2 separate regions of the Homo sapiens genome follow, and region 1 is linked to region 2. The links are chromatin contacts, found by Hi-C in ENCODE. All regions are on one chromosome and are shown on one strand. The core of a region is the stretch at or near the end of the contact, and the rest is flanking DNA. Distances in the headings are between cores, read along the strand shown.

Region 1 (4,929 bases), core at 478-2,977, 140 kb before region 2:
CTCCAGAGTTTTCTCAGGTGTCTGGGGACTTAATTCTTCCTCAGATTTGCAGAGCCCCACAGTGTTTGCAAATAACATTGGCCCAGTGGAACTGCAGCCTGGAGACTATAATGCTTTGCCTAACTTCCTTAGTCAGCACCTGCTCTGTGTCCATCCACACTGGATATGATGATGCGTTCCATTTTACCTAAAGTAAACATGGTTTAGTGAATTTCTCTCTATTTTAGAGTCTGTGGAATCAAAGAATACTAAGGAAGTGTCTGGAGAAAACTATTCCAAGGTGAGAGACCCACAGCTGGAGTCCAGTTCCAGTGGTAAGACAAGAACATGAGAGGAAGACGGAGTACAGGTTGGAAATCAGGGGAAAACCCAGATGCTGCTTGGGCCTGTTTCCCACAGTGGGGGCTTTGGGGACAACACACACAGAACAATTGATGTGTACAGTAACAGCAATTTCCACAAACATTCTGCAATCCCTTTGTTCCCCAGGCAGAAGAACATAGGAATAGTCAGACATGCTGTCTCCCTCGAGGAGCTTATGCTGTTATCAGTTTATGGCATCTCAGCTTCTAATTCACTCTTTTAGCTTGTTCTATGAAAGTGGATCTGGGGCCTTTAAATATTTTTTCTCTACTAGCAAACACAATGCTAAATTTTGATAGTAGCGAGTGCTTGAGAGAAATTTCAGAAGAAAGGAAAGAGTTTTGCTTCCTGCTTCCAGTGTGCTCCTTGTGCAGACTCCTGCTGAATTATGTGGTTTCTCTAGGTCGAGCTCCTGTCACACACAGGACTTCCCCAGCAGGGCCTGCACTTTCTCTGGTGTCCAGGTTCTGCAGTGCACAGCAGCCAGCAACTCCTGGTGGCCAGCAGCTGCCTCCAACGACCTCCTCAAGCGGTTTTGTAGCAGAGTGCTTCTGATGAGACATTTCTCTGTGAACAGCTTTCTAGCAATTTCTGTAATTCCAGCAAGTCCTTTGGGTGTGTCAACAAAGAGAACTTGCTGTCCTTCAGTGAACTATGGCCATGCATCCCCAGCAAAAGAAGCAATAAGGTACTCTAATTCTTTGCCATCTCTGCTTTTAAGATAAAAACCAGGCACTTGAGTTGTTTCATTTAAAAAAAAATGAAAATTTTTTTTTAAAAAAATCAAAATTTAAATGAAGGAAAATATATTAAAAATTAATGTCATTTTTCCATCTTGGAATCAAGACATGGCACTTCCTTCTTGGGGAAAAAATAGATGTGTGGAAGAGAACAGAATTGTAGAACATCTGAGCTAAAAGGAAGCTTTGAGATCATTTATTCCAGTGACTTTATTTTGTAATAAGAAACTGGAATGAAGTGGCTTATACAAGGGCACACCGTGGAGAAGGTCAAGTCCTCCAGACTCATCACAGTGCTCTTTGGGTGGTTATATAAAACTCCTAGGTGTTTCTAATATGCACCCGGGATTAGAAACCATAGGCCTAGGTGGAAAAATGAAACCACATATACAAGTGCACAGAAGAGGGAATGTTCACAGGATTCCATGTATCTCATTAAGTCTAGTGTCCAATTTCTTTGGGTTTTAAAAAAAAATCCACCTTTCTTGGGCTTCACAGACCAGGAGATACTCACATGGAATGAGGCTGTAGTCATGGTAATAAACAGTATTGTTTGGTAACTACCCTTTTAGCAAAATCACTGAAACTCTGGCCCCCAGATTCCTCCTCCTGTTTGTGAGCTCCTAAGGTGACCCTTTGGCTCCTGAGCAACCATGACACCCTTGGCTACACCAAAGCTCATTGTAAGGCCCATGATCATTCTTTCTTGGCCTTACCTGTGGCTTCTGTATGGCTTCCTGGTTCAGCACATGGTTATTTTTCCAGCAAGTCTTGATTCTACTTCAGTAGTCTCTATGCTGAATTTTTTAGTAAAATTTAAAATGTACATTTGGATTAACATATGGTGGCCAGTATTTTACCAGGCCAAGATGAGATCTTGAGAAAGAAACACTATTTAATATTATCTTTTCACAAAAGAAAGAATATTCAAACTCCAGAATATAGAAAGGAGGAGATATTTACATGAAGAACATATTTTTAAATTTAATAAATTTTTTTATATAAAATTAACTACAGAATTTTTTTTCTCATTTCTAGGAAAATCATTACAGATGGACTCCATGAACCAGTGTTTAGAAAGCGCTGCTATATGTTTTTAGGAATACATAGGGAATTTGGTAGGAAGATTACGTAAGTACACCTGCGCCATAGTACTTTATCATCCACACCCTTCTGATCCTCAGCCAGGTCGGGTGAGGGTCTCCCAAAAGCAAGAGAATTCCATACACTCCTGTCAATGTTAAGGATAATAAGGATTTCTCAGTTTACTAGGACATGTTTTAGTTTCATTCTTTGGTTGTGAGAAAGAAGTCATCTGCATTTTTTTCCCAAAAGAGGATGTTGATTTTAAGGAAACATGTGGGCTAAAACTAAAATTGATCTAGGAATCAGAAACTCTGTTTATTTCTTGGGCCCTTACTCATGATCTTTGTACTAAAAAAAGTAAACAAAAAAAATTTTAGCATGAAAATAAAAATAAAATATGTTTACCTGAAATGTTTGCTATAGAAGGGGTCCATCCATCAGATGAACTGGGCTTTCAGAATAAAAAGTACACTGTTATTCCAATGAAAAAGAAAGTTATAAATGGCCTAATCATTGGTAGAAAAATAGAAGTTGTGACTTATAATTATAATTATTATATCTATAAGGATTGTTATGTATTATATTTCTGATTAGGGAATCAGAAATATATAGGAAAGGGGCTCAAGACACTATTTATTTGGGGGGATAGTATTAGATAGCGTGTTCTTGTATTTTGAGGTTTATTCCTGAATTCAAAGTATATTTTTTACGATTACACTAAATAATAAACATATTCATATGGAAGAGGGCAAGGTGTCAGTCTTGTATTTTCATATGTTTGTTGATCTCCCTACATGTGAACTAATTCTTTCAAAATTTTTTACTTCAAATTTCTGGAAGAAAACTGTGATTAACCATACTTACTTCTTCATGTCAAGTCAAAAATCACCATCCAGGCTTTATTTTACTACTTTTACATGAAGTGCTCATCTTTGGTTCAAATAGCTATAAAAAGTGAAGGACATGGGTTACATAGTAAAAGAAAGGCCATCTACGGGCTGAAGGACTGGTAGATTCCTTAGAAGCGGGTGTGATGAGGAAAGTAGCTTAAATACTATAGTCCAGTACAATGGTCTTAGCCTTTGTTTTCAGCCATTGGCCTAAACTCATTCAGTCGTTAAGTATTCATGAAATCCATTATACCCTTAAGCAAATAAAAAATCTGTTAACCTACACTTCAGTCTGCCTCAGGCATATTCGGAGTCTCATGGGGGTATCTGTGAAGAAGACGAGCACAAGAAAGCCTAAGTTCAGTACACACAGTAGGACTGAATCAGGTATGCTTGACAGATTACGTCAGAAAGACTTTTAACTAATCAATTTCCTTAAAGCAATTTTGATTAACCTAGGCTAATCAAGGTAGTGAATGGTAAATGAAGACATAAATAACCTCAGTAAATGAGATTTTCAAAGAATATGTAAATTGAGAAGGATGTGCTAATGATGTGATGTCGTTCATTCATGTGTCAGTAGTTGTTGAAAATATACTTTTATGCTTTTTAAAATTAGGATAGTAATTATTTTATGAGGCATCACAATAAAATCTCTCCCTTGTAAGTGTTGAAACTAGTTGCCATAATGTCCCACCAGTGAAATTGTGTGAGCTCCTCTTTTAAAATTTTAGAAGTTTGAAGAAGCGAATACTAAAGATTTTTATGAGTTTATGTAGGTATTGAAGAAAAAACAGTGCTGTCATGCTACCAATAATATGAAGGTCATGGCCCACAAGTGTTAACTATATTGAAAGAAAATGGGCTGGGCGTGGTAGCTCAAGCCTGTAATCCCAACACTTTAGGAGGCTGAGGTGGATGGATTGCTTGAACCCAGAAGTTTGAGATCAGCCTGGGCAACAAGGCATACTCCTGGCTCTACAAAAAATACAAAAATTAGCTGGGCCTGGTGGCATGCGACTGTAGTCCCAGCTTCTTGGGAGGCTGAGGTGGAAAGATTGCTTGAACCAGAAAGGTTGAGGCTGCAGTGAGCCATGATTACGCCACTGCACTCCAGCCTGGGTGACAGAGCCAGACTGTCTCAAAAAAAAAAAAAAAAAAAAAAAAAAAAAAAACAGAAAGAAACAAGAAAAGATAAAGTGTTATGGTCATAAGTAAAGAAATATTTGAGACTGACAGCAAAGAAAGCTTTAACATGTTTCTGGATAGCTGTGTAAACTTAGCCAAGACACTTATCCTTAGTTTCCATTTTACAAGCACTGGAAACAGAAAAAACAAACCAACAAAGCTTTTTCAGATTGAACGCATTGTATAAAGAATATTCTTACACATTCTTAAAGGGGAGAAAATGAGCAAAGTACATAAATAGACAGAGAATGGGAAAATTATTAAATTATGAATTGAATTGGATAATAAAGAAATGAAAGAGGAACAAAAACAAAAGGAAAGAAGAGAAAAATAGAGAACTGGTACTTTATATGTATTTGACTTTTACCTGACACAAAAGAGTGGGGAAACTCAAGTCCAGGCATCATGGGGCAGATCCAGGCTTCTGTACTTGTCAGCTTTGTGACCACAACCAAGTTCCACTGGTGCCCCTGAGACGTCAGTCATCTCATTTATAAAAATAGTAGATGAGATGATTTGCAGGGTACCTTCCTGATTTATAACTTGGCTTTATATAATTGTAAAAGGAAAGGATTTCATTTTGCTTGTCTTAAACCACCAGATACCAACTGTGCCTCTGCTGTACCGAGAGACAAATAAACCCAAAATGCTTTCATGACACA
Region 2 (5,500 bases), core at 1,410-3,909:
CCTGCCTTAAAGGACCAGCCCTCTAAGGGGTATATTGGCTTGCCTGATGGAAGAGAAAGTCAGATGCAGGTAGAACCTAACTTTATATGGGACTCTAGTTTTTCCCATCTAGTTCTGTGTCACAAGCTATGCTATAACAGAGAAAAGTTCCTTCCCCACCATTTTTGCTTTGTCTTTAGTCAGAATAACCACAGTGGAGGCAATAGGTGGGAGTGATAATTCCAACATCTGCTTATTCTAATTTATTAACTGATCCAGTCATTTATTAAAAGATCACATACACTTATTGCATGTGAACTTTATGCCAGTCACCATGCAAAACGGGTGCTTAGTAGAATGGAAATAACTAGTGTTTGGTGGCAGAGGCAAATGCCTGACCTGAACAATTACTCCATGCACTGAAGGTTCTAACAAGTATGAACCTTGCAGCAGGACCACAAAGGAGGTGGTGGTATATCATCTGTGATTTATTTGTCTACAGACAAGGTAATGCATGTGTATATAAATCTATTTAATTTGTACCCTATGAAGATCAGGGGTTCTTTGGAAGAACACCCAAATAATTCTAATGAAGAATCTAGGTTCTATGTATATTGAGTTACCTCTACACAGAGAGGTTTACACTCTAGGGCATGCATTTCAAATGCTGGTATCAGAACATGCTCAAAGGGGATTGCTAACTACATAATATAGATTAGAAATAATGTTTTTATGAGTGAAACAGTGTTTAAGATATGTGCGTGGCTATTTGACTAGAATAATTGTGTCCTTACATCACTTTTGTTTAATGGGTAAATAAGAATTTGATGAACCAGGCACTTGAGTCCCTCACACTAGTGCTATAGAACTAGAATTTCATTTGGTCTTGTTTTATTCCACTTAAAAAAGATTCTGCCACTGAACCTTACAAGAATAATGGTTGATCTTGCTATCAAAATATTTGTTGTATTTGCCTTGGGTCAGTCTTTCAAACACATTCTCTGTGTTTGACAGAAAGTCAAGACTTCAACAAGTCTACAAGAATTGGTTGTAAAGTTGTTATATGCCTGCTTAGATAATAAACATCACTTTGGGTGTCAGTATTTGGTCTGAAAGCAAGTGGTATACTTTCTTTCATTGTATACCACTCAATTGAGCTTGTGGAAAGAGCTGACATATAGTTTCTACCTTCTTCTAAGTTTGGAGAAGATACCAATATTTACCAAAGATCTAAATATAAATGGCCATATTGACTTAGATCAGCTCTAAACAGACAGCTTCCTGGAGGAAGTGATGCTTGTGTTGGGTTTTGAAGCCTCTCTAGTTGTGCTCCAGCTTTTATAGATTTGAAAACCAGCCAGTCATTTCCCCAACCTGCTAAACAGAGCTGTGCAAAGAACACCAGCTTGAGAATAAAGTGAATGTCATTGGAATTCCAGTTCCCTCACTGCTTCACTTTTGACCTCAGGAAAGGTTTGAATGACTCCAAGTCTGTTTCAATGTCTGTAATACAAACAAAAGTTTTATTTGAATGATCTATTGCATTCCTCTGCAATTCTTTGATGGTACATACTGAAACACGACTGGGTTGAACAGATGTGTCCTTTAAGGAAAAGAGAAGCTCATGATGCTGGTGAGAAAAGAATCAAGAATCAAAGGGGAGACTTTTCTGAGTCATTCATCTCTTAGCAGTTATTTGCTGAGGGCCAGGTCTCTTATATAGTTATTTAAGAAGTACTGTCTAGTCAACATGGCACATGTCAAACTAGGCTGTATATTTGGGCAACATCATCCCCTTTCAGTGTCATTTTTCTCATCTAAATTGGAGGCTAAATATCAACAATTGTAGGCTGGCTTTGAAAAGTAAAGCTAATGTTTGTAAAGGGAAAATGCAGTCTTGGGTATATAATAAGCATGTTAGGAATGATAGCTATTATTATCATTACATTAATGACAAAATACCAAACACGGTCACAGAACTGTACCAGGGCAGTGGAACACTGGAGGAAAAGAAGAGAGGGACTACCTATACTTTGAAAGAGAGTGAAAATGAGTGCTGTGGTATGAGCTGTTTTTTCTGAAAAGAAAAGGGAAGCATAAGTTTCAAGAAAGATTGTATATGAACAGGCACATACAATCTGAATAAAAATATTAAAGAATACTTGAAGAATGAAAGTAGACTGGATAACTGAAATGAAGAATGAGAGTAATAAGAGATAATCCTATAACATAGATAAGGACCAGATCAGGAAGGGGAAGAAAACTGATAATTGTTTTGTACCCTATTTACTACACAGAAACCTAGGCATATTTAATTATTTACTTTTCAGAACCACCCCACAAATTAGGTGTTTTGAACCGCATTTTACAGTTGAGAAAGCTGGCCTTGGGAGTCATTTAAAAGGTTTACATATTATTCTTTCAGTGATAGGGAGCCTCTGAGAGCCTTTAAGCAGGTGAATGACATAAATTATGCAGTTACCAAGAAAGCTGGCTTCCCTGGAGATCCTTACAGAAATGAGGCCACACAGCTACCTTACAGATCTTTTCAAACAGCATGTCAGGAGCCACATGGGTGAAGCAGGAAGCAGGAATGACTGTCAGCAGAAAGGCTAGGCTTGGCTGGCTCCAGCTGGGGGAGGGATCTCTGGGGAGACCTGTCATCCAGGGCTGCAGGCTTGTTCCATATCCTCTTCTTGCTCTTCCAACAGACTTTCCCCTGCCAGATACAGGTCCCACAGGATGACTGCAATGAGCTCATAATTGTGGGGAGAAAAGTTAGTCTGAGCTAAATCACTGCTGTGGAACAGAAACAACCTTGACTCAGAACAGCTGTTTCTGAAAAGTGTACTCAGAGCTTTCAGAACAGCTTGTAACAACCCGGAGTAAAGAGCTTGGGCAAAAAGAATGTGCGACAATCTATGTGAAAATAGAAGTATGATCAAAACCCAGAATTTCAGAGTGGAGACTGAAAGAGAGGTACTAAGGTACCAAAGGGAAGCCTATCTGGGTTTGGAAAATTTGGTAGCAGAGATTTCTTAATATGTGACTGAGTAGCTTATGCCAAGAGGAAAACATCATAGAATGGCTCTTCTATGCCTGCCCCCAGCTGCCCACAGCTGGAAGCTGTGATGAATCATAAAAGACCTCAGAACTGGTTCAACACCAAAGAGTTTAGTCTTTTCACTGTCTTTACATTTGGGGAAACTGAGGCTCAGAAAAGTAAATTAATCTAGATCAGCTAATTGATTTGCTAATTGATTTACTCATTGAGACCCCAAAAATTTCAAGATGAAGAGGAATCAATGAATCTTAAATCTAGCCTGATTTTTGTGGTCAAGATCACCCTTACTTATCTCTGAAAATATTACAACAATGGGAAGTTAAGAAGAAAGAAATGTCAATGGTTCATGGTTATCAAAAGGGAGCAGCTATATCCTGGGCTCCTATTGAGTTAAGGATAGGGACAGGAATTAGACAAGCTGGGTGGAAGGGATGCAAAGATTCTGGGTTGCACCTGGGCCAGGGTGTGCCAGGATGTTAGCCCAATGGCCCTTCAGCTGGACGTGGGTGTTCTTCTACCATAGTGTACCTATGAGTAACAACACACCAACAGCTTCTACTGAGGATCCTGCATATTCTTTTTGGTATCTTCATATATAATATCTATAAATGAAGAATGAGACTATCATAATGTGAAACTATATGATAGGGTGAATCTTGGTATTTATTTAGAAAAGCATACAGGAGGTAGCTAATTGAAACAATTTTCTTTCTTTTATTTCTGTAAACCATCTCTTTATGCTATTACTTGACTGCTCTGGATACTGAAAAATGATTTCTGATTTAGTCCCAAAACATATGCAGTGTTTTCATAAATTAACAACTCTAACTTATAACAACAACAAGCACACTGGCCACATATAACATGATTGAGGTCTAGATGTTTATCCAATCAGAGTTTAAGGTGAAACTCCACTCAACTGATTTTATAGTTAATAAGGGATTCAGAAAGATGAAAATTCAGAACCTCCCATGTTCAAATGAAAGTATGAATGTTTGAAATAGAGACAGCTGTTTTGTTATTAGTTAAATATTGGATATATTTCATTCTATCAATCAGTGAAAGAAATGATGGAAGGGGCATGCTTTTTGGCCTTTTAGATGGAAGAGCACTGACATTATTGACCACACAATATAAGTTAGATTTTTTGTATGCATATTCACTGCTGACTTGCATTACTTACATTAACTTATTGACATTCAAAGCAGCCTTATGAAGTATTTTTCACATTGTGCAAATGATGAAGTTCCAAGAGGTTAATATACTTGAGCAAAGTCATATAGTTTATGTCAGAGCTAGAATTAAATCCATGTCTGTTTGATCTCAAGTCAACAGTGTTTCCACTTCATCACTTTGAAGAAGTACATGACATCTGCCAGATCCCATGCAAGAACAAGAGTATGTGCCAGGACTAGACACTGGACACATCTGTTACCTGTTGGCAGACTAGATGGAATATATGAATGGCTTCTGCCAAGAGGCCTGCAAATTGTCTTTGATGTCTTCATATCTGAAATCTATAACTTTGATGAATGAGGCTATCCCACTGTAAGACTATATGACAAGGCAAGAAGGCCTGTTCTTTCTCACCTATGATTAAACAGGCAGCTGAGAATAATATCCTTAAATGTTTTACTTCAGGGTTCCTCCCATCCAAATTGGGACTCCTGGTAGGACATCTTGCTATTCTCTGAGATGAAGAGACCTTAGATGAATCCCTGTTTATGGTTTCCTCTGGTTGCCTTTTATGTGAAAAGTTATTCATACTCAGAGGAGATGAGATGATATGATCTGGGGTCCAATTTGTTGAATACCATAATGTATTCTGTTAATCACTATCACCCCGGAGCCTGACTATCACAGGGATTTTTTTCTTTTTTTTTTTAACCCAAACTTGGCCAATTTCTGTGGCATATTTTTTGAGGACACCACAAAGATTGCCTATAAATTGATATCTCTCTCCAAATTTAAAACTTGCTCAGCTAAAATCCGTTTGACTTTTCAGGCTCAATTTTCCTTTAGGCCTCTCCTTGCTTTCCTCCTGTGCCCAAAGTCAATGATTTTCTAAGAGTCCTCTTTACTGATTGCCTTGGGCTCTACTAGTTATGGGATGAAAACTTGAATTGACCAGCAGCCAGGACATTGGGGTGACACAGCATCTTCTACAAATAAATCTGTCAGAGGTAAGAATGGGCTTCTGCTTGTTAACAAATGTATTGATCATGATAAATGTTGGACCAATTGTCCTCAGAAATGGACGATAGTCTCAACACACACTACTTGGGGGTTGTAGGTGAGCTGTTCTTTCATATCTCTGCTTATCCTTTTTTCTATAATAGGCTTAAACCATGGAGGTGGGAGGGGATAGGGGAGCTGGTTGATTGCTTGACAAAACTTCAAGTTTCTTAGCAATAATATTTCTAATATTCAAGAATTAATTATTTTCAAAAAGTATTA

The links. Hi-C counts contacts between places; a loop is a spot of excess contacts on that map. Pooled maps may share reads with other maps.
Region 1: a loop to region 2 is called in a map with no recorded cell type, with 9 times the contacts of the local background. The contact joins the promoter of LINC02650 here to the enhancer-like site in region 2. A Hi-C loop is called at or near these places in 1 of 168 maps with a recorded cell type or tissue (GM12878), 28 of 37 single-sample maps with no recorded cell type and 4 of 50 pooled maps.

What each region holds. Positions count from the first base shown.
Region 1 is chr10:83,673,887-83,678,815 of GRCh38, reverse strand. LINC02650 (long intergenic non-protein coding RNA 2650) reads left to right here and starts at 1,727. Exons shown (of 5, transcript NR_134317.1): 1 at 1,727-1,786; 2 at 2,142-2,234; 3 at 3,371-3,466.
Region 2 is chr10:83,537,295-83,542,794 of GRCh38, reverse strand. The region is part of intron 1 of LOC105378394 (a long non-coding RNA gene); the gene reads left to right. Among named protein-coding and RNA genes, the nearest start is that of LINC02650, 140 kb to the left of the region's middle. Within about 2 kb of position 2,659, at least 6 of the 41 ENCODE cell types and tissues checked have a DNase peak (open chromatin) inside an H3K27ac peak, as active enhancers do; they include GM12878, where a contact is called at or near this core.